2 separate regions of the Mus musculus genome follow, and region 2 is linked to region 1. Evidence: chromatin loops called from intact Hi-C (ENCODE). Cell type or tissue: left cerebral cortex. All regions are shown on one strand. Links, peaks and the distances in the headings refer to the core of each region. The heading gives the core; the rest is flanking DNA.

Evidence for each region. A loop is a pair of places that touch in the nucleus more often than their neighbours do. Peaks named below come from ENCODE experiments on the same cell type or tissue, not always from the same donor. Only the 100,000 strongest peaks of a DNase experiment are listed, where the experiment ranks them.
Region 2: a loop joins it to region 1, with 1.9 times the contacts of the local background. A loop is called at or near these places in 3 of 42 quality-filtered maps.

Annotation. Positions count from the first base shown.
Region 1 is chr6:89,380,461-89,393,081 of GRCm38, forward strand. Chchd6 (coiled-coil-helix-coiled-coil-helix domain containing 6) reads right to left here. Exons shown (of 8, transcript NM_025351.3): 7 at 4,144-4,279; 8 at 2,686-2,888. The coding sequence ends at 2,883. Among named protein-coding and RNA genes, the nearest start is that of Plxna1, 24 kb to the left of the region's middle. In left cerebral cortex, for the core only: no CTCF peak of the experiment used is centred there; no DNase peak of the experiment used is centred there.
Region 2 is chr6:89,448,290-89,460,910 of GRCm38, forward strand. All of the region lies in intron 5 of Chchd6 (coiled-coil-helix-coiled-coil-helix domain containing 6), which reads right to left. Gm46966 (a long non-coding RNA gene) reads left to right here and starts at 4,909. Exons shown (of 4, transcript XR_003956465.1): 1 at 4,909-5,385; 2 at 5,940-6,115; 3 at 10,797-10,856; 4 at 12,362-12,621. In left cerebral cortex, for the core only: no CTCF peak of the experiment used is centred there; a DNase peak (open chromatin) is centred at 5,140; H3K27ac peaks cover 850 bases.

The sequences.
Region 1 (12,621 bases), core at 6,027-8,526:
TCTGTGTCTGGTGTATGGTATGAGGTGTGTGTGTCTGTGTCTGGTGTGAGGTGTGAGGTATGTGTCTGTCTGTCTATGTGTGTGTGTGTGTGTGGTGCGAGGTGTGTGTGTGTGTGTGTGTGTATGTGTGTCTGTGTGTGGTGTGTGTGTGTGTCTGTATTTGGAGTGTGGTGTGAGGTGTGTGTATGTGTGTGCTGTGTGGAGAGACAGTGCTGGGAGACCCAGGCTAACAGCACTGTTAGAGTACACAGATGGCCATCTTTCAGATTAGCCTCTCTAGGGCTCTAGTACACAAGACCATTCTAGAGTGAAGCTACTCCTTCCTGCTGGGTTCTAAGTCCTCATGCTGAACTCTGAAATGGGCCAGTTTTCCTAGAACAGGAGCCCCTGTGGTGGCCAATCACAAGGGAAAGTTCACTGCACTGCCCCCCTCTGTGCTTTCTTTAAGGGGAATAACTCTGAAGTGGCTAATCTCCTGTGTAGGGTTTCTGCTTTCCCCAGCACTTTCTAGGAAGTCAGCCTCCTTTGTTTGGCTCTAGATGCTCATCGTTTCATAGGATGAGGCATCTCCCAGCTTTAGAAAGACAAGTGAAAGCCAATTAAGATCTTCCTCCCCGCTGTGATTCTATGGCTGCTATCAGTTCCGGTGGCCAGGAAGCTAGGCTGAGACTCTGGATAAAGGGCACAGGGTCGGTCAGGCAGCCTGCAGAACTCTATATAGCCCAAGGACCTGTGCCCCTATACTGTCCCGACCTTTGCTAAGAGACTGGAGTTCCTCAGGGTATCCCAAGGCAGCTCCTTCTGAGCTCTGCTGTTTTGGTCCTAAAACCCTCTAGGCTTTGTAGTTCAGATAAACCTCACAGCCACCTGTTGTCAGTGAGATGCCTTGACAAGCTGCTCCTGTTGTCCAGCCCCAGGGTTTCTTTGGACTGACCCCAGCTGAGGCTGGTCAGTGTTGCTATTCCCAGAGAAGAATACGGTTCCACAGAGCGCTGAGGCCAAGACAGCCCTCCCTCTCCACCTCAAGAAGCCAGCAGTGGCACCAGTGCACTTAAACTAGAGGCTGTAGGCCAGGGGTGAGGGAGTATGTATCTGCTATAGCTACTGCTCAGATGGCTTGAGCCCGAGACCAGCCCTGGCCTGCAGAGGGACACAGAGAAAGCTATGTAGTCTGGCAGTTGTTAGGCAGGAGAGGGAGATCCTAGGGGCCAGTGGCTGCCTGTTGACCTGCCAATCTCTGCAGATACAAGCAAGGTACAAGGAAGCTGAAAAAGAGCAGGATAGAAGCTCTGCTCAGCAGTGCTGGAAGTCACATATATGCTGCCATTTACGCCAGGTCTGGAGGAGGCCTGTTTCCCAGCAGAGTGAGCTGGCACAGGATTGTGCAGTCTAGTTCCCAGGTGCTCACACACCTGGCAGTGTCCGATGCCTAGCCCTGGAGTCTGACTAAGCTTGTAGAATAGGAGGGATGTCTGCGTGTTGCCACTCTGGGATTTCCAAGACAGACAATGTGGAGTAGCCGGGTCTCTGGGGGAGGGTCTGAAAGGATCATTGTTCCTCGATAGAGGACTGCTCTGGTATCACTTAAGGTCAATCAATAAGCCATGTGACCTGTGACCTCTCTCATGCCAGCAAGTTTTTTCCCCTGCAGGGCTCAGGCTAGGGCACTCTTCAGCTTCCCTACACACTGTGAGGCACTCACCCAGAACACAGAGGGAGGGTGCTGTGGCTGCCTTTCTTGACCATTGATCCCACAGTGTGGCTAAATAAGACCGTCAGGCAAACCTGGCTAGATTGTGAGTATCTCTCAAACACTAATTTTCCCTTGGGCTTCGAGGGAGAGGTACAGGGATGAGCTGCTAAGCCGGAGTGTGGGGCACTCAGCTCCAGATGGCACAGGGACTCCCTGAGTGGACCTGAATGGGAAGTACAAGGTTACCAGCAGAAAGGCCAGAGAACCGCAAGCTCCACCCAAACCCCTGTCAGGACAGGACATAATGCAGGCTACAGTGTGGTCCTGGAGTTGGTGTGCTGTCATAAAGAAGAAGGTTGCCCACTGGCAGGCCGGTCCTCACACTTGAACCACAGTGCTGCCACCTGCACCGTATCAGAGCCTTGAAAGCTGTCCACCCTTTATCTCCTATTCAGACACCTGCTCTGGCCCACAAGAGCAGGGTGGCTTCCTTCTCCTGGGCAGTGCAGACCACAGTGCTCTCTGGCATGGCCCTACCTCAGTCTGCCCCTCCTGTGAGAGAATGACATGGCTCCAGGTGCCTGAACAGCACTGCCTCTGCTCAAGGCCTGGCTTTCCCAGCCCAGATGCCCCTTTCCCAACTTCCCTTTCTTCTCACGCCCACTGCCCCCTTAGCTACAGAGCACCTTGCTCCTCCTTACCTGGGGCCCACTCCTCATGGCTCTGCTCTGTCCTGCAATTACCCACCAGTCTTCCTAAGAGTAAACAGAAGGTCCTTCTGGATGCTGGCACCATCCCCCCAAAACACCACTTCTCTTCTTTCCTCTCATACTTGATCCACGGTGGCTTTTGTGTGGCCATGTAGTTATGGGTTTCCATGCTATCCCCTGCCAGGCCTAGTATTCCCCCAGAGAAGCAGTCTGTCCTGTGAGGCTCTGTGTCACTGGTGACCAACAGACGGCTGGACAAAGAGTCAACAGAAGTGACTGGGTGCCAATGAGTGAATGACTGCAAACAAAGACATCTGCTTTATTTGTTTTCAATCAGTAGCACATACTGTTTCTCGAGCATGGCAGCCCCACACTCAGAGGCATATGGGTGCTCAGTTAGAGACTGCAGGGCCTGGGGGCCATGGTCTGTGGTCCTATGATCGGTCCCTTCTTCAAGGCTCCAGGAAGGATGCTGCTCCTCAGCCCTTCAAAGAGAACAGCCAGAGTTCAGCTGAGCCCTCTTCATCCCCAGAGATGGCCCAGGCCCGGGCTGTAAGAGACCTCAGCCTCATGATTTCCAGGCTCCTGCAGACTGCACTGGATAGTGGCCATTTCCCTGCAGTATAACTGGCTATGAGTCAGTTAGCTGGCCTGAGACCTAGACTGGGTCTCTCCCCACTGTTGAGCAGGACATAGGCTCTTACTTAACACGTTCTGCAGCAATAATAGCCAGCACCACCTCTTTATCCCCAGGGGCCCAGCTCCCTTCTCTGCTCTTACAGTGGTATGGCTAACCCCCACCCTGGCCTAGTGCAGCCTTGCCCACTTCTGCTCTACCTAAGTAAGGTCCTCCCTGTTCTCTAGCTTAACAAGTAGGGATTTTCCAAGAGATGCACTGGGAGAATGCAACTATGCAATCAGGTTCCTGCTCTAGGGAGCTCTGCATACCTCCAGGCAGGTTTATAGCTCTATACCTAGAGGAAAGCCCTCAGGTGTCCTGAGCTGGACAGGAATGCTTCTGCCATCTAACTGCTTTTGGAAGCACATCTTTCCTGAGGATTCTTCATTCCTATCTCACTTCTGCCAGGGACCATGTTCTGTGCAGCTGGCAGAGGGCACCAAGTTTTTCCAGTAGGACATCTTGGTCACAGGGTGCCCTGTGAGTCTGGGTGCTGAGGCCCACACTGTGCCAGACTGCATGCATGGTTTAGAGGTGGCTTGAGGGCCCAGCTGGCCTCTGATGTTTCCAGGAGCTTTAGGTGTGGGGCCAGGAAGGAGAGCCTGAAAAGTCACAAGCCTCTTTTAGGCATGTGTAGTGACAGAGACACACTGGAACTTCCTGCAGTCTGTCCAATATCATCAGTACACCTTTTCCAGGTTTTTACTCAGTGCAATGAAGGTACACTGGTGGGATACACTAAGGGGGCACAGGGACTGAAAATGGCCACCGACACAGGGTGGATGGAACAAGGCTTAAAGCTGTTTCTGTCAAGGAAGGCTAGGGGTATAACTGGATAGTCCTTTTCTCAGCCCCTCTGCTGAAAGGTGAGAAGTTTGCTACTTGTTCCAGGAAGGTGGACAGATTACATAAGCCTAGCCAGGAAGAGGAGCACAGGAGATACTACTCCCACGGACATGTTTGGGGTCCCAAAAGTGGTGAGAAATGGTTCTGAGCAAGGTTGAGGATGGGACGTCTAAATGCAGGGGCCCAGGCATACACACTAAGGCAGGTGGCCTCACCTTGCGGGCAGTGCTCACACAGTGCTGGTATGCCTTGACCAGGTCCGAGCACAGAAGCACTTCATGCAGATGGTCCCGGTAACAGCGGAGGATCTGGGCTTGTAGGCCAGAGCACACAGGCTCCACTCTGCGGGGCCTGGGGGACGATAAGAACAGATGGCTGGTATTAGAAGGCATGAGAGGCAAGAACTCACACTCAACACCCAGAAAGACACTAGATAAGCTCTGGATGTCTATCCATGTGCCAGCTCACTCCACAAGTGAGGAGTGCAGGGTCTGGTCTTCTGGCCAGTGGCCAATACTGAATGGGCTGGGGTATAGGGCTGTATGCTGACTGGCTGCTGCCATGAGTCCCCAGTGTCACCAGGAAGGGTGAGGGGCCTGGTGGCAGCTGGGTCAGGCTCTGTCCAAGGGGTTTTCAGTGCATTGTTGACCTGGTACCACAGCCATGTGAGACAGGAATGCCACTTCCTCCCAAATCCTTGTTCTAATTTTACTACTGTGACACAGAAAAACCTACAGAGATATCCAAAAAAACAAAAATACACATCTTAGAGATAGTTTGTAGTGATGTGTTGAGGCATTTTACTATATTTTCTTTCTTCTTTTATCAAAAGAGTTTCAGAATGTACAACAAATGAATATGCTGACTTTCTACTATTATGATGCAAAACAAGTGATAAAAAAGTAAACAACAGATTACACAGTTACAGGTGTCCCTCCCAGATCCCTGGGGCCACCTTTGACAGGACCACTACCAGATGCCTTTTTGTTCCACGTAAGCTCTCTTCCCCTGCCTCCCCCACTGTCACATATCCAGTGCTCCCACAACTCACACACACATAGCTACACATACTTTCACGCACCTTACGCACACTCCCACACCCCCTCACACACCCATTCTCCTATGATCCCAGAGTCCCCCCACTTGCATGCACTCACTCACACCCCTCCCACATCTACACACTCCCCGCACCCATTCTTTTACACTCAACCTTTAACACCTTTACTCAGGGTCCTCTGCACACTTACTCTCCTGCACCCCACCCCAGTAGCTCACACAGCAGCACACTGGCGAAAACATCCCCCTATTACCTCTCCCCACTCTGTGGGTGCATGGTATTTATTCTTCCCTACCTCCTTCTCCCCATGAGAAAACTGTGGTATGGAGAAGTTACACCACAGAGCCAGTGTATGGGGAGGGCATATTTATTGACATTGTGGTGGTGCCATCTACCCATCAGCTTTCCAGATGGGTTTTCGCCAAAGCTCCCCCATGTTTGTAACAGCTGTGGTGAACTTGTAGTGACACCTGACAGTTATAAAGCTGCAGTGAGCCATTCCTCACATTCTTTGGCAATAAAAAGGATGGGTATTCTGCAAGCTGTGTTCCAGGCCAGCTTGCTGTTCTCCTGCCCAGCACCTCTGAATTGAGAGTGTCAGCCATGCAGCAGACACCAGAGGGGAGAGTGCTGTTATCAAGATAATTCAACCAAGTGAAAGTCATCAGTTAAGGAGAACCAGCAGCAAAGTAATGAGGGGCTTAGGATGTAAGTCTGCAATGCCTTATGCCCAGCCCAGGGGTCTGAATGGGCACTTTTGACCACTGCCATTTGCTTCATGATGCTGCCTGGGGTCCATCCTTCTTCCTGAACCAGCCTTGGACCACAACCATCATGGAGTATCTCCTCTTTAGGCTCGGTGCCTCATTTAATTAGGCCTGACTTCCTAGAAACCTCACTCACCCAGTTCATCTTTAGCAGATCTTGGTCATAGGTCAATCCCTAAGACATGTGCCAGTTTAGGAGTGAAGAACCCATATTTAGCTGGAACAATAAGAATCAATGGAGGTCTGAACAAGATAGAAGGTTTGCAACAGAAGTAGGCAGGGTGGCTGGGGTGCTATGGCAAGCTGCCAGGCCACAGGAGAGAAAACCCATATACAGGACAGAAGCCCCCCAAATCTCATAGTTGTGCCCAATGCTGCTCAAGGGGGCTTCCTTCCAACAAGCTCCAGTGAGGTCATCTGGGGTCTTTGCCTTTCCATTTATTTACATCACATCTTCAGATATATGAGGGAGAGTTGCCCTTCTCCCGATCCTTTGGAGACCCCCTTGGCAGGTTCTACCTGATGTACAGAGAGAGGACCTGTGGGTACTGTGGCATTATTTCCTTTGTAACTTCCCAAGAGCTTGACAATTCATGGGCCTTTTGGAGTTGTATGGCCTTGGAAGACAGAGTTCTCAGTGGCTTCATGTCTCAGACAAGTGTTCTCTATGAGCAATGCTCTGTGGTCCCTCATCACCTTAAGTCCTAGCTTGCACCCCTATCCCACTGTCTCCCCTCCTGGCTCTGTTCTCTGTCTCACACCTGGGAAGGTGCAGGCATCCTCCCTGCACAGAATTAACCCTGCATAATCATGGTCTGCAGACATCAGGCAGATACCAGAGGCTACTACCTCAGCTCTAAGTGGTATGAGGTTTACTGGCCTTATTGAGAAAGTACCCTGGCAGGCTCCTGGGCCCAGTGTGAGGTACACTGGGAGCCAGACTCTGACTCACATTCCCCTCCACACATGTACGACAGAGCTGCTGATACAGACTGAGCTGCAAGTGAGTAGAGAGTGGCCTCATGACTAGCCTCTTTTCTCATGGCTCCTAGGGTTGCCCACCTCACTGATGACTGTTCTCTGATAAGAGGGCCTGGGAGCTGAGAGAAAATTTCAGAGAAGACATAGTGGGTTCCTAGGCAGGGAGAAACTGGGCTGTGTGAAATCTATCTCTTGCACAGCATTGCTACTGCTGAGGCCACGATCCCTTTCCACAGGGACTTCAGCACAGTAGGAGTACACACAGGCAGGCAAATGTCAACAGTTTTATCTGTTGTGCACAGAAGAATCTGAGGAGAGACATAGCTCCTGAAGTGAATCTTTCTCTGAAATAGGGTAGGGCTAGTCAGGTCAAACCAGTTGTAAGCAGGTGTTGGATGGCTTTACCCCATTCAAGGTGACCTGTTACAAAACAGCTCCAACGGGTAAGAATACTCTTGTGAATTAGGTGGTTGTAGATGTGCTGCTCAGCGGACGAGGGCAATGGTCTCAACACACACTCAGTAAATGCGACGTCTTATAGCACATGGCTCAAAAGTCAGATCCCCAGGGCCACAGCCCTCACCCAGATCACACATCACCTTAACATACCAGAAGCAGGTCAGGTTTTCCATTTCTGAGGTGCACATCTATATTTCTGCTTAGTTTACATCAACCTGGAGCCCACGTGTCTGCCAAGATAGAAACTGGTGCTCAAAGGGGATCAGGAATAAGCACACCAAGAAGTGAGAGGCTTGGCATTTCCTCCACTGATTACATCCTTCCTGGGCCTTGGAACATGACCGTATTTGGACACAGTGTGGCTATGGATACACTTAGTAAAGACAGGTAACAGAGAAGTAGAATGAGCCAAACCCAGTGGTAATCTAGTTCACACTCTCATGAGAAGAAAAAGGACAGGGACAGACACATGAGACGTTTGTGCTCTGAGGACAGAGGTGAAGGCTGTGCTACACTTTATCAGCTAAGAAGTGCAGGGGACTACCAGGAGTATTGGCAGCTCCTCCACTGCACTGGGTGAGAGGGCCAGGAACTGCACATACCTTGCACTTTGGTGGCCTTGAGTGGCAGCACAAGAAAACACAGGAGGCAGAGTGACAGTGGTGGAGTGGAGGATGGCAGCGGGGTACCAAGGTTCAGAACGTCCTCGGCACTAGCTTCTGGGCTACCAAACAGCTACTGTGCATGCACCAGGATGGATACCAGGCTCAGCAATGTCTCTGAGCCCAACCTTGTAAGACAGTAACTAGTTTTATGTCAATTTGACACAAGCTAGAGTTGTTTTGGAAGAGGGGATTGTAACTTAGGAAATACCCCCACTGTGGGCAAACCTGTTGTACATTTTCTTGCTTGATGACTGATGTGAAAGGGCCCAGCTCACTGTAGGTGGTGTCACCCCTGGGCTGGGTTCTATGGGAAAGTAGGCTGAGCAAGCCAATAAGCAGCAAGCAGTCCATTAGCTTCTGCCTCCAGGTTCTTGCCCTGACTTCCTTCTGTGATAAACAGTGATGTGGAAGTGTAAGCCAAAGAAGCCCTTTCTTCTCCAAGTTGCTTGTGATCATCGTGAGTCAGTAATGGTTATAGTAATGGTAACCTCAAGGAAGTCAAACACCATCTACATTTAGAGGTAAACTGACTGTGGTCAAGAGAGGGGTAAGTATTCCATGAGCAGCTCTACAAAGAGACACCTTGCTCCCTAAGTAGCCCACACCCTGGGAGACAGCTGGGGTGAAGAACAGCATGGGGAAAGGAGAAGGCAAAGAGGATGTATAATCCAAGTAAACAGCCTAGGAAGAAAGCTCAGACACGTATGGGAGAGCATGTAGGTAAAATCTTTGCTATTTTGATTAACTTGACTGTGCTAGAGCCTACTGTGTCCCTGACAACATATATTACTAACACTGTATCATGTCCCCCAGAATACAAACAGCAGCTTTGTGAGATAGGCATTGCTGTCTCACTCTGCACACAGGGACGAGTCTCAAAAAGCCTAAGTGGTTTTCTCAATTCATGCAGTAGTAAGACACGGGCATGACAAGAAGAGCCTGGGTGTCCATTTCCACAGCCCGTGTTTAAAGACACTTAACTTTTAGAAAATGCCACAAAATTCAAAAGAAAAGACAATCAGGGGTATGGGAAAGAAACAAAACACAGGCTTATACCAGGGCTTCTCCATGGCCTGGAAACTTGCTGACTCCACTTGGGAAGGGTGTTGTAGGGAAGGCTCCACACAAGGGAAGGCAAAGTCGGTGGTAAAGCAAGGAACATGACAAGGTGGAGACAATAGGAGGCCAGAGGGGCAGGATCTCCCCTGCTCCCATGCCAACATCACTATGGGGATAGCATCTTCCCCTGCTGTCACCTACACTGCAGCCTCAGCAGGCAAGAGGAGTCCCTGCAGCAAATCCAGGGTGCTCCTCCTTCCCCAGCTGCCTCTCATGAGGTGCTCACTGTACACCTGCTCACATGCAGCCCCCATCCTTTGTCTCTCTCACTTTATTTAATAAATGGGATCTCATCAACTTATCCTTCTCCTATTATCACTGCTGACATCAATCTGATAGTATTGGCCTGGTATGGAATCTGGCTATTATCTGTCCTCCTCATATTTAATTTCAAGGAAACATTGGTGGGGACCTTGGAGCAGGCTTTTTATTATAGCAGCAGCAACGAGATTCCACAACCACTAGCCATTCATCTCCGTCACGTCCTGCCCAGCTGCTCAAAGGCGGCTTCTGTTCCATTCTGTGGCCAGGGCGCAGGCACTGTTCAGACAGGCAGGCTGCAAGGGACTGGGTTAACTGGCTGCTATCGACCATGTGCCACTCAACCTGGGTAAATGGGACCCAGGGATCCACTATTGATTAACATGCCACTTGGGATCATTGTCAGTCTGGTCTTCAGATGCCCATCCCTCCGAGAACTATAGCCTGGTAAGAGGCACAGGGCTAATTGGGATGAGAGGGAGGAACTGTATGTGTACTTGTATATCCCCCCTCCCCCCCATGTGTGAAAGAGCAGGTAACTGTGGTCTTCAATGTCTGAGGGTGACTATATTGGGACAGATGTCCCACAGTAGTCTCTGTAGTCGTGGTCTGAGGCAACTGAAGAAAGGCCCTCAGTTGGGGCTGAAGAGATGTTTCAGAGGCTAAGAGAGCTTGCTGCTCTTCCAGAGGACCCGGGTTTGGTTTCCAACACTCACATGGCTTCTCACAACCACCCGTAACTACAGTTTCAGGGGACCAGGTTCCTTTTTCTGGCCTCCTCAAGAAAGGGCCCTTCCTAACCCCATTCCCTTCTCTCTGGAATCTTGGTCATTTGCCACCTGGGAAAGCTGTCCATCTTCACTGGTTTATCAGACTCTAATCTGGTCTACTTCTATAACTCAGCCCTCTGACACTAACTAGAGGGATCTCTCTAACCAAGGTCATATTGCTGCTCTGAGGGACCGTGCCATCCACATGGGCCTGGTTTTTGAGGTCTGCTTTAGTCCTAGTGACAAGCTCAAAACCCAAGGCAAAGCCAGCTATGCCCAGGTCAAGAAACACGTGTCCTGCTCAGCTTCTTCCACAAAGCTGAGGTTCTCAGTGAGCAAGTCCCAGTATAGATGTGGAAACTTTAAGTGTTTGCTGAAAAATGCTGAGTATGACAGGGTGAAGACAGAGCCTTAGTCTTGTGCCTAGTCCCTCTACTCCTGGGACCCCAGGAAATGTGACAACTTCTTGAGTAGATATTGTCCACCTACCCTCAAGTCAGAGGTCCAGAGGCATTCTTAGGGTGGCATCTGGGCTTCTCCATGATGCAGCCTAGGGTTAGCTTTCTCTTGCATGAAGACCCCAGGACAGTACTTCTCAGGACACATGAAAACATGCCAGAACTTTCCCCTGTCACTGTTGGGAGATGCACCAAAGCTACAGGAGGAAGTGCTGTCCTCCACAAAGACCAGTGTATTTGGCCAGCTTATGTTGCAAGAACCCAGGGATGCATGTGGTATATGGTTCTGAGGGTCCTAATAGAGGACACTAGCCGTGGCCATGGCCCCTGTGGAGCAGCTCACAGTGGCTGTCACACTGTGTCTGGCCCTACAGTGGCTTTGACTGTTCTCATGTGTGAAGTCTATTCTAAAGGAAGTCAAGTGCTAGGAATGTTGTTGGAAGTACAGGGCATTGGGAGCCCTGGTGTAGAGGGTGTCTTGGTGTTTTGGATGGAGGTCATACTCTTCAGGTTGGCTGAGCTACAGATGCTGATGCTCTACCACAAGAAGCCATGGGAGCATGGCTCTTATGGAGCTATGGAGAGCGGTAAACCACTGGCATTGGCTGATTAGTGAAGAAACCCTAGGTCTAAGACAGCATAGCTGATTTACACAGAAAGGCCCTCTGTATGATGGAATGGGACTGACCTGACAGGGACTGGCACACAGCAGGCAGGCCTACTTCAACTCCAGAGCCAAGCTCCTAGTCAGAAGTTCCCAGTATCTTACAGAGAAATACTGTAAGGCCTGGACCACTGCAGAGAAGCCTCACTTTTCAGGGCTCTGGCCTAGCAGCCTGAAGCCGACTCTAGCAGCAGGGAGAAGCCCACTCTTAAGGGCCGTAGCCTGGTACCCTGAAGCCGACCTAGTGGCTGGTTGAGCTCAGAGAATTTTGAGATGTCTGGCACATTCCCCAAGAGCTACCAGCCTCAGTGCTTGAGGCTGAGGTCTTCCGGGTTGCTATCCCTCCTGATCTATGACCTATTATCTCACTTGACTTCCTGTCTTGCATCTCTCCTAATGGTCCTGCGAGCCTCTGAGTCCCACATTAAACGTCATTTTCAGAATTCATGTGATTGTAACAACAGGAAATGATGCATGATCAGATTGTCTATTCTGTTCCTCTCTGTCTTCCCAACTCATTATTAGCACCTGCATCATTCTAGACCCAAGGACACCAGTTCTTGCTTTCTATGATGTGCCCTCCATCTGAGTATGCACCCACCTATGAATGTGGTGTGTGTGGGTACTGGCTCTATGTACCAGTAAAAGTACCCTGGTGAAGAGAACAAGCCTACCTCAGCCTTGAGGGAGCCATAAAGCACAAAGTAGAGGCCCCACCCCAACCACAGCAGCCAAAGCAGTTGAACCTGCACAGACTCTGAGGTAGTCTGGTCTGTAATCGAAGGACAGCACCGCTGTGATGTGTATATGCTTGGCCCAGGGAGTGGCACTATTTGGAGGTGTAGCCTTGTTGGAGTAGGTGTGGTCTTGTTGGAGTAGGTGTGTCACTGTGGGCATGGCTTAAGATCCTTGTCCTAGCTGCCTGGAAGCCAGTATTCTGATAGTAGCCTCCAGATGAAGATATAGAATTCTCAGTTCTTTCTGCACCATGCCTGCCTAGGTGCTGCTGTGTTCCCATCTTGATGACAATGGACTGAATATCTGAACCTGGTAGCCAGCCCCAAATATATGTTGTCCTTATAAAAGTTGCCTTGGTCATGGTTGTCTGTTCACAGCTGTAAAAAAACTTAACTAAGGCAACTGCTTTCATAGGATTTGTCCCTAAGCTGTCCTGGGACAGGTGACAATAGGAAGGAGGTGTCTCAGAGGCCCAAATGGTGCAGAGTGGAATTGTATTGGAGCTATCCAGATTCCGAATCTCAGAAAAACCTCTGCTCACCTGTCTGTTCTGGCCACCTAGATTCAGGGCCCACATTCCTCAAGCCTTCCCTGGCTTCTGCATTTACTGTCCTGCTATTAGCAGGGTGGAAGATCATCAGACTGCAAGGCAGCCCCCAGCGCTTCACTGGTTCCTGCTACCTGTTAGAGATGAGAACCCTCTACAGTCATGTGGATGTTCAGAGCCCTCTACAGTCTATACATGACTCTAGCA
Region 2 (12,621 bases), core at 3,637-6,136, 65 kb after region 1:
GTTCCCAAAGCTGGTAGCATAGACTTCAGAACCAACTGCATAGATAAATGATGAATAAATTCAGGGATACACACCCAGCCCCACTATTAATTGACAAAAATCCCAAGAAGAACTGAGATGTTTTGCCAATCAGACTGGCCAAGATGAAAGGCCTGCTATACCAGGCACAGTGCTTGAGGCTATCGTGGCACATCTACGTAGCTTTTCCAGAGGCGAAGCTGTGATATGCTCTGGCATGGTTAATGAGCACACTGTCTTAAGAAAGCAGATAGAGCACAGAGATACAGATTAGAGGGATTCTACAGCTGTACTGTTTATAACGGGGGGGGGGGGACCCTAGTAACCACCATGGAGGGAGTGCATAGTAAATGAATTATGGTGCACCCTAAGAAGAAATGCTGTGCAGACTCCTGCACACATTGCAAATGAGAGATGTCCAGGATATGATACCAAATCAAAATATCTGGTTGCAAAACATCTGCTCCTATTTATATAGAAGTAAGAAATATACTCTTAAATAGAAACACCAGGAGTCTGGTGAAACACAGCAACTGGGAAAAAATCCAAATGTGGCAAACACAATGGCCTGTGATGCTAAGACACTCCTGTAGAAAGGGAAGCCTGGGCTGCCTTCGGCATACCACTCCTCGAGGCATTACTTCCTCCATGGACTCTGAGTAGCTGACAATATATACAGGCATCTCGCAGCACACAGTCTGGGGACAGTTAGCCAGGAGAATAGACAGGCTAGAAAGAGGAAGGTGAATGACTGACATGTGCTGCACCCTGGGTAAGCCTTGACTGGACTACTTTCTGCTAGTCAGCTGTTCTTGTATACCAGAGCCAGCTGCAGGGGATAAGCCTGCATGTAGGCAGATGAAGCCTCTACTCTCCAGAGATGGCCAGAATCACTCATTTTAGACTTTAGGGTGACCCACCTCTATATCTATGTGCCAGTTTGTTTTATGTCAACTTGACACAAGCTAGAGTCATCTGAAAGGAGAGACCCTCAATTGAGAAAATGCCTCCATAAAATCTGGCCAGGTTTCTATGAGAAAGCATGCTGAGCAAGCCATTACGAGCAAGCCAGTAAGTGCGCCTCTCCATGGTCTCTGCAACAGCTCCTGGGCCTCCAGGTTCCTTCCCTGTTTGAGTTCCTGTCCTGGCTTCCTTTAATGATGGACTACAATGTAGAAGTAAAAGCTGGATAAACCATTTCCTCCCCAACTTGCTTTTGGCTATCATGTTTCATAACAACGATAACCCTAACTAGGACAATCCATGATGACCAGGTCACAGGCAGGTGTATCACCTTTCCTAGTGTGGCCTGGGTTCATCTGCCTTATGTCTTCTGGGGACATCAATCCTCCAGGGAGTCTCCTGAAGCAATGGCACAGTGGGGCCAAGCATTCACTTTAAGGGTTGCCATCCTAGAGGGCTGCTTTCCTCACTGGAGCCATGAGAATTGAGAACGATTAGGATGGAGACAAGGCCAGGGACTAGAAGGAGGCTTAGAGCTCTGTAGTCACTACTTGGGGAGGAGCATCACCACCTTCAGGTCACAGAAGCATCTCTCAATATACATAGTAGGAGCAAACTCCAGCAGTCCTCTGCTTCACCCCAACATTACTGCTACTGCTCAGAGTACACATTTCCCTTTCCTCAGCACTCACTCTGGATCTCTAAATTGCTGTTTTTACAGCGATTTCATGATTTGTCAACTTGCAATATCAGAGATGAATTTCCTATGACGGGTAGTAAGGGTTCACTCTTTATGCCTCTTCCCACAGAAATGTGGCTTGCACACTTCTATGAAGATGATATTTGCTATTGTGACAACATATTGTCCATTGCTGATCCACTCTGTGCCATAATTGCATCCTTTCCCCCACAATGAAAATCCCCTCATTTAAAGATCTATTTTCTTCAAACCTAGCTTAGCTTCTTCAGTTCTCTCAAGCAGCTCTCTGTTGTTCTGCAGCCACCTAGCTCTCTGGCCTTGGCCAGCAGTGTTCCTGCTTCAGAGCCCAGGGCAGCTCTCTGCCTGCAGCCTGGCACTTGTCTGAGCATCTCTTTAGCAGCTCCTGCTACAGAACCTTTCCAGAGTTCTTGTTTGTCCTCAGTACAGTTTCTGTATCCTCCTAATCAAGGTGCCAGGATATAAAAATTTTGAACTGTTTCTGTTCTCACATTCAATTAACAATTTGGTTGAATAGAAGATTGTAGATTGGCGTCATAGCTGAGTACTTAATGGTTCTTCTGCTCCCTCCCTGTACACTTAGTCTTTAGCCTAGGATCCTTACATCTCAGTCCCCTAGGTAAGTCTATCTCCCATCTGAAGAGAAATGCCAGGATGAGGGCAAGACCCCCCTCTAACCTAGGCCTTCAACTGTGGCAATAGTTCAGTGACTGGGTCCCATTACCCCTGTGCAGACTCAAGCCATTACTGTCTCCAAGCTCCTTCCAGACTTGTCTTCTAGGAGGGCTGTAGCCTGGTGGTGCTCTTGGACCCTGCATCCTGTAGCATGGTAGGTGTCCTAGGCAGTGCCTCCCAGTGGCTAGCCTCTTATCAGTATTGCTCCCAGCCTCATACTCAGACCTTCCTCTACCCACCCCTATCCCATACGATGTTTTAGTGTTACAGATGTCAGCTTCTTGTTTTGTTGTGTGTTTCAAATAACAAAGTAGAGGTGATTCACTAGGGATAAGTCTTTGAAGAAACTTCCCCCTCAGCTCCCACCACCAGAATGTACCTATCCAGCCACCAACACCCCATGATGGAATGTAATACCTAAAACTGTAAGCCAAGATAAATCTCAAGTATTTTGTCACAATGCTGTGGAAAATACATAATTTATTTTGTATTCATTTTCATTTTCAGGTGAGGACTTCTTTGGTTTCATGTTCAGCTTCTGGAATCAGAGGCAACCCTGCACTCTTTGGGTTTGTCTCAGCCATCTGAGGGCAGTGGGTTTCCTGCTGACCCTAAAGGTGAAAGCATGTCCCTGTGCAGGGCAGAATGCTTCTCTGTTAGTGGGTGTTGAAGGGGACCCCACCAGTGCCACAGCTCCAAGTGGTTCCAGGTAGGGGAAGGGAGTGGTTCCTGGATACTGTTGTGGTGTCATGTCTCCTGCTGATGTGGGCCAGTTATCAGCCCGAGTGGAGAATGGAGTCTGATTCATAGGGCAAAGCATTCTCAGCCCCTAGATTACCACCTGGGGACAGGAGATGTCTGCTCTGTAGGATGGAGTGCTGCTCCTGCCACTTAATGTCTTCTGCCCCATCTCTTATTGTTGCTATTGGGCCCACCTCCTCTCAACCCAAAGGAGCACAGGAGCCTGACATGTGATACTATACCAGGGCTGGGAGATGCTGGGCCTCAGACACCCACGCTACGTCTTGGGTCTCTAGTTAGCCAGAACTGCTCCATCTCTTTCAGAGCACTGCTTTGGCTGCCCAGAAACACTTGCAGGGTTCATAGTTGTTCTTGGAAAAAAAGAACGGGGAGAAATTAGTCTAGTCATCTTGCCTTGACCAAAAGCCTAGTGATGTTCCTTTCACAGGGTCATGGTGTGTCCTTGAAACACAGGAAGAGATTTATTTCTGTTTAAACTTACTTCCCCTCTCTTTGTTGATCTATGTTTTGTTAGTCTCACTACTTAGCCCAGGCTAGCCTAGATCTTATATATTCTCCTAGCTCAGCTTTTCAAGGGCTAGGGTTGCAGGTGTGTGCAACTACAATCAGCTATTGATATAATTTTAATTTATTTTTTTACTCATTGATAATTTCACACATATGCACATACATATGAATTTCATTTTCACCCTCTATTAATCTCACTGTACCTTCTGCTGAAACCCTACTTTCTAACAAGTACCCCTACTTTAATGTCATGTATGTGTGTATGTGTGGGTATGTATGTGTATGTCCTTGAGTTTAGTCAGGATTACCTGTTGGGAGTATGGGGGGGTGTTATTAACTGCTGACATAATTTTTATGTAAAGAAAACAATATGGTTTAAAATTCAAATGCACATAAAGTCTCTTATCAGACAAGCAACCCCCCCCCGTCCCACCCCTACCCCCCATCTTCCTCTTACTCCTCCTCAGCCTTGTCAGTTCATGGCTATTCTTCCTGCACTTCTTTGTGAAAAATAAACAGGTTCATACCTTTGTATTCTTGCTGCCCTTGTTTTAGCAGAGGCCTGAGAGTCTGTTAGCAGTTGATGATTCACACCCCAGAGACTCCCAGTATTCACAACCTGGAAGAGTCTCCTGTCAGCACCCTCGGAGGCCACCATCTGCATAAACCCTTTTCTTTCATTCTGTTCATAATCTTCGGTCTGTCTCGTCCCCTGACTGTTGTCAACCTCTTCAGATGTTACTGATACGGGGTGTTTTTTCCCCCCAGACTTGCCTCATAATTTCAATTATTTACATGTATGAGTCTGTCCGATACAAACAAGGAATCTGTGCATCCTAATGCAGTATCCATTAGAGTTGGCTGGGAGTCCACTGATAGATAGGGCTGGCCAGAGGATATACACACTGGGTGCTAAGGTGATGTGCTGCTTATGATCATATCCTCAGGAGGAAAGTGAGATATTTTCCACAAAACATAGTTGATAAAACATAAAATGTTAACAATTATACTTCACCACTTTTTTAAAATGTCACAAAATAGAAATGATACTGAACACTGTCATAGTGCTGGCAGGCTGCTCTGTTACCTCACAGTTCACAGGAACAGGCAAACATCCCTGGAGGTTTGGACTGACTCGGCTTCTTCTTACTGGAGGCAATACCCTTTACACTAGTTCTTTCCTGGATTCTCTGAATAAGCCAGGCCTCTTTCCTAGTCCCTCCCCTCTCAGCACAGCCTCAGCACAGGGACAGGGAAGACCCTGCCTTGCTCACTAAGTTCATACAACAGGCATTTCTTGAGTATTTCCTGAGCTGCAGGCTGCAAGAGCTAATACTTATGAAATGCTTGCACAGTGTCTGCCACACACAGGAGTGCAGTAAATATCAGTCTTTATTCTAGACAGGCAAAGTCACTGGCTGATATCCAAGAAGCACCAGCAAATTAGCAGATTCTACATTCTAGCCTCTTATTTTGCCAGAAGCTGGTGTTCTCATTAGATGCCATTAGAACAGCAAAGATACTTGCCAAAGCTGACCGTTTTAACAAGCGACAATGAAGTGACCTACATTCCTCCCGGGAGCTACAGGAAGCACAGGCGCCTACAGGTTTTCAGGAAGTATTCCTTAGGGAGAGTGTGTGTGTGATAGTAGAGGAACTTATAATACTCCCGATCATCTCAGACAGAAACAAAACACAGTGTGCTGCTTCTAAGAAGGCCTTTCACATACCCCGTGACTTGGGTAAGTAACTTGAACCACCCTAAGCTTGAGGCTACAATCTGGGCTTTCAGATTTGAAGATCATTGCCTGCCTTTGCACTAATTGGCTTTGCTTAGACCAGCACAAAGTATATCAACAGTCCTTACCTGATGCCCAGCACTCATTAAAAACACTATAAACCTGAACACACCTCATATGGCCCGTTTTCCACTGGCATTCTAAACATATAAGAGAAGGCTCTTATCCTACGGTGTTCAGATGCCACAATGCCACCGTGGCTGGGCAGTGTTGCCCTGGCCAGCTGAAAGCTCCACCCTCAGCTTTCCCGTGCTCAAAGTGGACCTCAGGTGGCTTAACCAGGAAGAAAGATACTATTCCTGGCAGTCTCTAATGGCCAGTCCATTGCTGAAGGTACACAGGACATGAATCTCCCCAGGACCTGTACTGGGTAAATACTTTTCCACAGGGCATCCATCTTTTCCCTCCCCACTCCCTCCCATCCCCCTTTCTGCCTGAGATTCTGGTATTTGAGGCTGTGATACTTAAAGATCTTTTTTTTCCCCCCTGGCCTGCAGTTTGGGACAGGAAAACAAAACCATTCAGTCTTGGGACGTGGAAGCCAGCACAGGACTTCTCCAGGAAGATTCAGGGAAGGTGTCCTGAGTCATAGGATACAGAGTCTGACTGGCACTTCCAACAAGGCTCAAGGAACATTGATGTCTATAGAAGTATCAAGTGAACCCAGAAGTAGGTCAGTTCGGCTGGTGGGAGTATGGGTAAGGTTGGGATTGTGAAGCAGTAGCTATGTGATAAGAGTATCCTGTGATCAGAGCACAGGAAAGGTCACCCTGTGTACTCACTGAGTCTAGAGCTATAGGCCAGGAGGCCGTTAAGGCCCAGTGAATAGATGTTGGCAGCAGGGATGGAAGGTGGTCATTTTTAACAGTTTAGAAATGACTGACATGGGTAGTGGGGGAAAGGCCCACTAGATTCTGCATTTCCTGATTATCTGTCAAAAGGGCACCATTTGGGAGTAACAGTGAGTGGAGCACACACACCTGTAGACAAAGAACCCACACACAGTAGCACTGCAGGAGTCTTCAGTCTTGAGTAGAGCCGGCTACCTTGTAACTCTGATGACACTAGTTCCTTATAGCACAGTCTACAGCACAAGCTCTGGATACTTGGTTTCATGACATTTTTCTTCTCAATCAATGAACTCCATCCAGTTTGTTTTGTTTGTTTTTCCCTTTGGAACAGGGTTTCTCTATGTAACAGCCCTGCTGTTGTCCTGGAACTCCTGAAACTCACTCTGTAGACCATACTGGCCTCAAACTCATAGAGATCTGCCCGACTCTGCCTCTCGAGTGTTAGGATTAAAGGTGTGTACCACTAGGGGCTCTTCCAGAGGTCCTGAGTTCAATTCCTAGCAACTACCTGGTGGCTCACAACCATCTGTAATGGGATCTGAAGCTCTCTTCTGATGTGTCTGAAGACAAGGAACAATGTACTCATATACTTAAAATAAATAAAAAATTCTTTTAAAAAAGGGGGGTGGGGTGGGATGTGTGCCACCATTGATTGGTTCCAGTTCTTAAAACTTATTTAAGGTTGTTTCACTGTGAACACTTGAACCAATTTGAGAGTGTGATAAAATTATAGGAAATTTATTTTGCAAATAAATTTCTATGGTAAATGGCAATGCAAATGGAAGGAATCCCACAGTCATCTCAAGAGGGTCATGCCAAGGATGAGCCAGATGTACCTGTGACTAACTTTTCCCAGGTGACATGAGAGCAGTCTAAAGGGGCCATGATTGGGCCAGGGATGCAGAATAATTAGAACAAGGCATCCAACTCTGCTGGCTGCCGGGTCACTTCCCATTTTTGATGGCTCAAATTCCTGCCACTGCAATATAAAAATCATAGTTCAACAGTGGAGGCAAAACCACAGACTTCAGACTAGCCAGTGCTGCGTTTAAACTCTATTTTCACCATCTACTCAGCAACTCTATGCACCACAGCCCCAAGTTCCACCATACAATGGGAATAGCTGCATATACTCAAGAGACCTGTGGCAACTAGAGATAAAGCCCCTGGCAAAATGCCAAGTACTGAGACATGTCACAAATGGAAGTTAGAGGAGGTCCCTTACATGCTGGCCTAAAATGAGGCCACAGGAGAGAAAGAAACCTTCCCCCACTGCCCGCTTGAGGTGATGCAGGCCTGCAGAGGCCCCAGAAACAGCATGAACCAGCAGGTCTTATCGCTGCACTGCAGCAGCCCTGACTCTGGATTAGGTTCCCCTGGCTAGTCAACCCAAACCAAGTCCTGGCAGAATTGGCACCTCATGGTGTCCTGAGCAAGGGACACCTATAGGCCAGAGGAAGACACTAAACACATCTGGAGCCTTTCTGTCATCAGAGACTGAAGTCTCCCTTCCTTGGCTTTTCCTGAGCACACCCTGCTGATATCTGTGAAGCATATCCTGAATAATGAGCTACAATGAGGCAGCAAACAAAGTAAGACACAGAGGTTTCAGGAGACAGCAAAGGTCTAACAGGGAAGTCAGGCACGGGACCATCACCGAAGTGCATTCCAGCAAATTGTCCTGTGGTCAGTCTCTTTTTGGGTCCTGCATTCTCTTCTACCCAGAGAAGGTTTTTTGGAAGGCTTATGACAGTGATTCTCCTACCTCAGTGTTTCCAGTTATGGGCATGTGTCATCACGCCTGGTAAAGCCTACAGCCTTTACCAAACACCTCAGGCTGATGAGGTGCTAGAAGCTGCTCTGCACTGGGGTTATTGGACCATTCTGGCACCATTACTGGTCTCGTGCTGAATGGCTCCACATCATGGTCTCTTCCTGGTGGAAAGCAACACCCTTGCCCTTGGTCCCTTACTAGCTGAACACAGTACCATCTCCTTAACTGTCTCCAGATGTTACCAAGCATCCCTTGGAGTCATAAACATCCCTGAGGGAAGACCACACTCTGTGAGGGCAAGAGTTCAAACATGCAAGCAAACACACTTGAGAAATAAAATGAATGTTCTTAAAAGGAAGGAGGAGCTTGTGAGCTGTCCCCACCCCCTGAAGATCATGACACTCACTGATTGTAGCTCACAGGGTGAGATAGATACAGGGCCCAGTGGAACAGACCAGTTTGTAGGAAGGGAGTCCATGAGTTTCATAGGCCTTAGGGGCCTCTCCTAGATCTGACTTAGTAGGTACTTTTCTAGAAATACCTGCTTCCAAAGGAAAGCATAGAACTGACATTAAGGAATGATCCAGGCATGTAAGGAAAGGGTCAGGAGAGCTGAGGCCTGGAAAGTTGAGCCTTTAAAAAAAAAGGAAAGGGGGAGAGAAGCTTTTAAAATTGGATTAGGAGTGATAAGAGCAGGAAGGGTTGGACTCATATTGGGGTGAAAGGTGGCCAGTTAGCAAGATGGAAAGAAAGAACTCCTAAACTCCCTCTGCTATCAAAGAGAACAATCTCCTGACTGAGACTGAATCAAGCACTGATATGAGGGAATTGAAACTCAAGGCAGGAGAGATTGCAAGAGAACATTCAGTCACACTAAATGAATTCAAATCTCCCCATTCAGATGCATCCGGCCTCAGCTTGGATTCACTCACAGGAGAGACGTTGGGGCTGCAGCACTCCTGAGGATTCAGAGTAAATGGGAAGATGCCCAAGACAAGCAGTGTTCAATTTATCAAAGGGGAAAAGGACAGACCATCACTAATGACAGATAGGAGAGCAAATGTAGGGTGTCAGATATTGCCTAGCCCAGAGCCATTTCCCTGCCTTTTGTTTTCACATATTCTAATGAGAGACAGGAGGGTCATGAGTTCCAGACAAAAATGAGGTTGAAGAGAAGTTCTTTCCAATTCTAGACACAACACACATGCCCAGATGGTAGTGGTGACCCGGTGACTCTGTAACAGCTTTGTCACTCTTCAGGGTGGAAGAGAACCAGTGGCCACCACTGTGCCCTGGAAAGCAATTTGGTTTCATGTAAACAACAGCAATTGTCTATCAATAAGATGAACTGAACCCAAGAGCACAGAAGGAAAGGAAACTCTTGGTTTCCTAGCTACATCCTGGCAGGTCTGGCCACCTCACGCCCTCAATTCCCTAAGAACAAGGACTCTAAGCTCAGCAGAGGTGACTCATTGACATAAGGTCAGTTAGCCAGAGCCAGGGCAGAAGTCAGATCTGGGTGAGGCTATGGATTCCATCAGTGATAATCACCTAAGGGGAGATAACAAGAGGCTTGTAGCATCGCTAAGAGCTCTGATACACAAGAGCTTTTAAGACAGCACCAGAGTTTCAAATCAAGAAATGGAACTATGTAACTACTAATAAATATGATTTTAAAATAATCATGACAAGAAGAGTAAAAATGGACAAGAAAGAACATTTAAATGTAATCACAAAACAAATAGATTACCAATATCTAGTTGCCCAAACAACCTGTCATCCCAGTTACACAGGAAGCTGAGGTGGAAGGATCATCTGAGCCAACCCTGGGCAAAAGTGACTCTGTAAGTCATAAATAAATCCCACAAAGAGTATCTATGAATAAACGTACCAGGAAAAAATGAATCTTTCTAATAATAAATATTTTAATCACTTGCTAATAAACATATCACTTTTAAAAGACCTATAAATCAATTAGAAAACACAAATGACCTAAAAGAAAACGGCTGGCTGATAAAAAGAGGCTATTCCCAAAAGAAAAAATATAGGGTCAAAACAGTGTTTCCAAAAAGATGTTGATTATGCTGATAATTGTAAAGTGTAGTCACTCTTACAAGGGATAAGATGCTGCAATGGCACAAGCGTGGGGAGCAACCTGAAAAGTCTTTTCACTGGAATATATTCCTGAAGAGAATCTGGGGATAACCATTAAAACCAATTGTGACAGAGATGATAACCTTCCATGTCATTAACAGGAAACCACCAAATAAACATAAGAGATTCCCATCATGCCCTTGTCAAAAGGAACAAGTGAGATTGATGTGCAGAGAAAGCTGGTATGTAAAGTTTTCCAAGACATATTGTTATACTCAAGCTACAAAGTAAGTTGCAAAATAAATTGCAACTCTGTTTGTGAACATCTATGTCTGTACTGTTGCAGGAGTAAGGCACCAAGCAGAGAAAGTATTTGCAGGAAGCTACCCCAGGTTGGATCTGCAGCCAGCCATGTTTTCCACACTTTCTGCAAACAAGCATTATATCTGTAATTCATTTAAAAGGTGACGAGGAAAATATTGCACACATAAAGTCAGGGGACCAGCATTGCCACACACCTGTAGTGGAGGGTGAGCTGAATCAGCATGTCCTGCATGTATCACCCCTGCCCCTGGAGATGTACAGAGCTCATGACCCAGAAACTGTAAGTCTAAATATGCATTTTTTTTTTCTAGAAAACCAGTCCAGATGGCTCTAATGCTGGGAAGACCTAGCACAACACAGTGTACTAACAGGTAACTGATAAGTAAGGCATGGACAAGGGGCAGGGAGCTGCTAGTTAAACTAAGATAAACTGGATGTGAAAGGCTGATGGCAGAACCAAGAACTGAAGGACACTGGGAAGCATGTGTGCTTATGGTCCGTCCCATTTCTACAATTACTGAAATGTTACCCTGGTCTGGCTGGGTAAGTGAACACTGAAATGAACAACTGTCACTTTTTTTAAGGGCAGGCTGAGTTAGGTAATTTCCTTTTAGTCTTTATGCTTATCTGTATTTTCTCAATTTCTTCTAACTATGAACACATATTATTTAAGAAATAAACAACAGGCAATTTAAGGAGAAGGCAATGTTATTCCATGGCTGGGTAAATTCCAAGCAGATGGCCCAGTAATTCCTATGACACACGTACTCAAGCAGAGTTTAGGGACTGGGAAGGCAGCAAAGAGCACCTAGTGCCATTCAGAGAATACTCTCCATCTCAGGTCCACACAGGCCTGGCTGTGTATATTGCTGCAGGCTGACCTCTGGGTACTTCAGGCACTGAGCTCTGAACTCTGGGGACAAAAAAAGGGGAGGGTCAAAAAGTGAATTAGGTAAGCCCATGACAGGGAACAGCTCTGTTGAGACAGCAGGCACATGTAGGCAGCACAGGGAACGGTAGGAAGGGGCTTCCAAAACAGGCAATACTTGTCAGGCTAGGAAGGGCCCCGAGACACAAGCCCAACCCAAACCAGAGTCTTGCAGCCTAGGCTGAGGAATCTTGGCCTTGTCCTGATTTGCAGTGGAAAGACAATGAAAATCTTGCTGTACAACTGGATGCCGGATCATGGGTGGAGTCCAGGAAAAAAAAGTACAATAGTGGGAAGGAAAGACATGGCTTCAGTTCATATAAGAGACTACCAGGCTGCCATGATGGAGGGAGCATCAAGGTGGGCCAGGAAGCACTAGCTCAGTGATATGCGGAGGACACAGTCCCCAGCACTAGGTCACAGGATACTGAATCCCAATGTCAGGGGTCCCTTTTTGGCCTCCCACTACCATACCAGCAGGAAATACTAAGGGATTCACATGGTCAAATCCAGCTGATCTTGGCCTGTGAGGGGAGCACTAAAAAGGAAAACATGGGAATGGTCCTGGAGCAACTATTTATTGAAAACTATTTAACAAAATCCTCTCCAACTGGAACAGGTGACAACTTGCACATGTGATGAAAAGCCACTCCTGGCTCTCCAACCTATAAGTGTCCAGTTAGGAGACTTAATGTGCTGCGGGGACCAACATAAAATACATGTGAGCAGGAAGCACTGCATATTGTGGCTACTGTAGGAATGCACAGAAACTACTCCAAGATACTGATTGAGTCTGGGCTGAAAAGGACCCTAGCAACACTAAAGAGCAAACAACACAAATCAGTAGCAGTAAGCAGCAGTTTAACCACAGGGCTAGCCTTTGACCTGGGTGGCAACTCCCTTTCCTAACAGGGTCTCCCAGCATTTAATTTGACTTCTCTGGCTCAGGTTCCATGCACTGAAGGAGGAAAAAGGGAACAAGCCATTGTCATGAAAAAGCCTAACTTGTATGACCATGGGCTTCAGAACTAAGAATCAACTGTAATATGACTGTTGGATAAAGACTTATACCCCAAACAAATAGAAATCCAAATATCCTGGAAGAAGGTATTTTTGGAAAAGAAAAATCGAAGGAATTAATGTTTATCCCCTGAGGTAAGATGAGGACATTGTAGTTGCATAAGAATTACACTTTTGAGACTTATGTG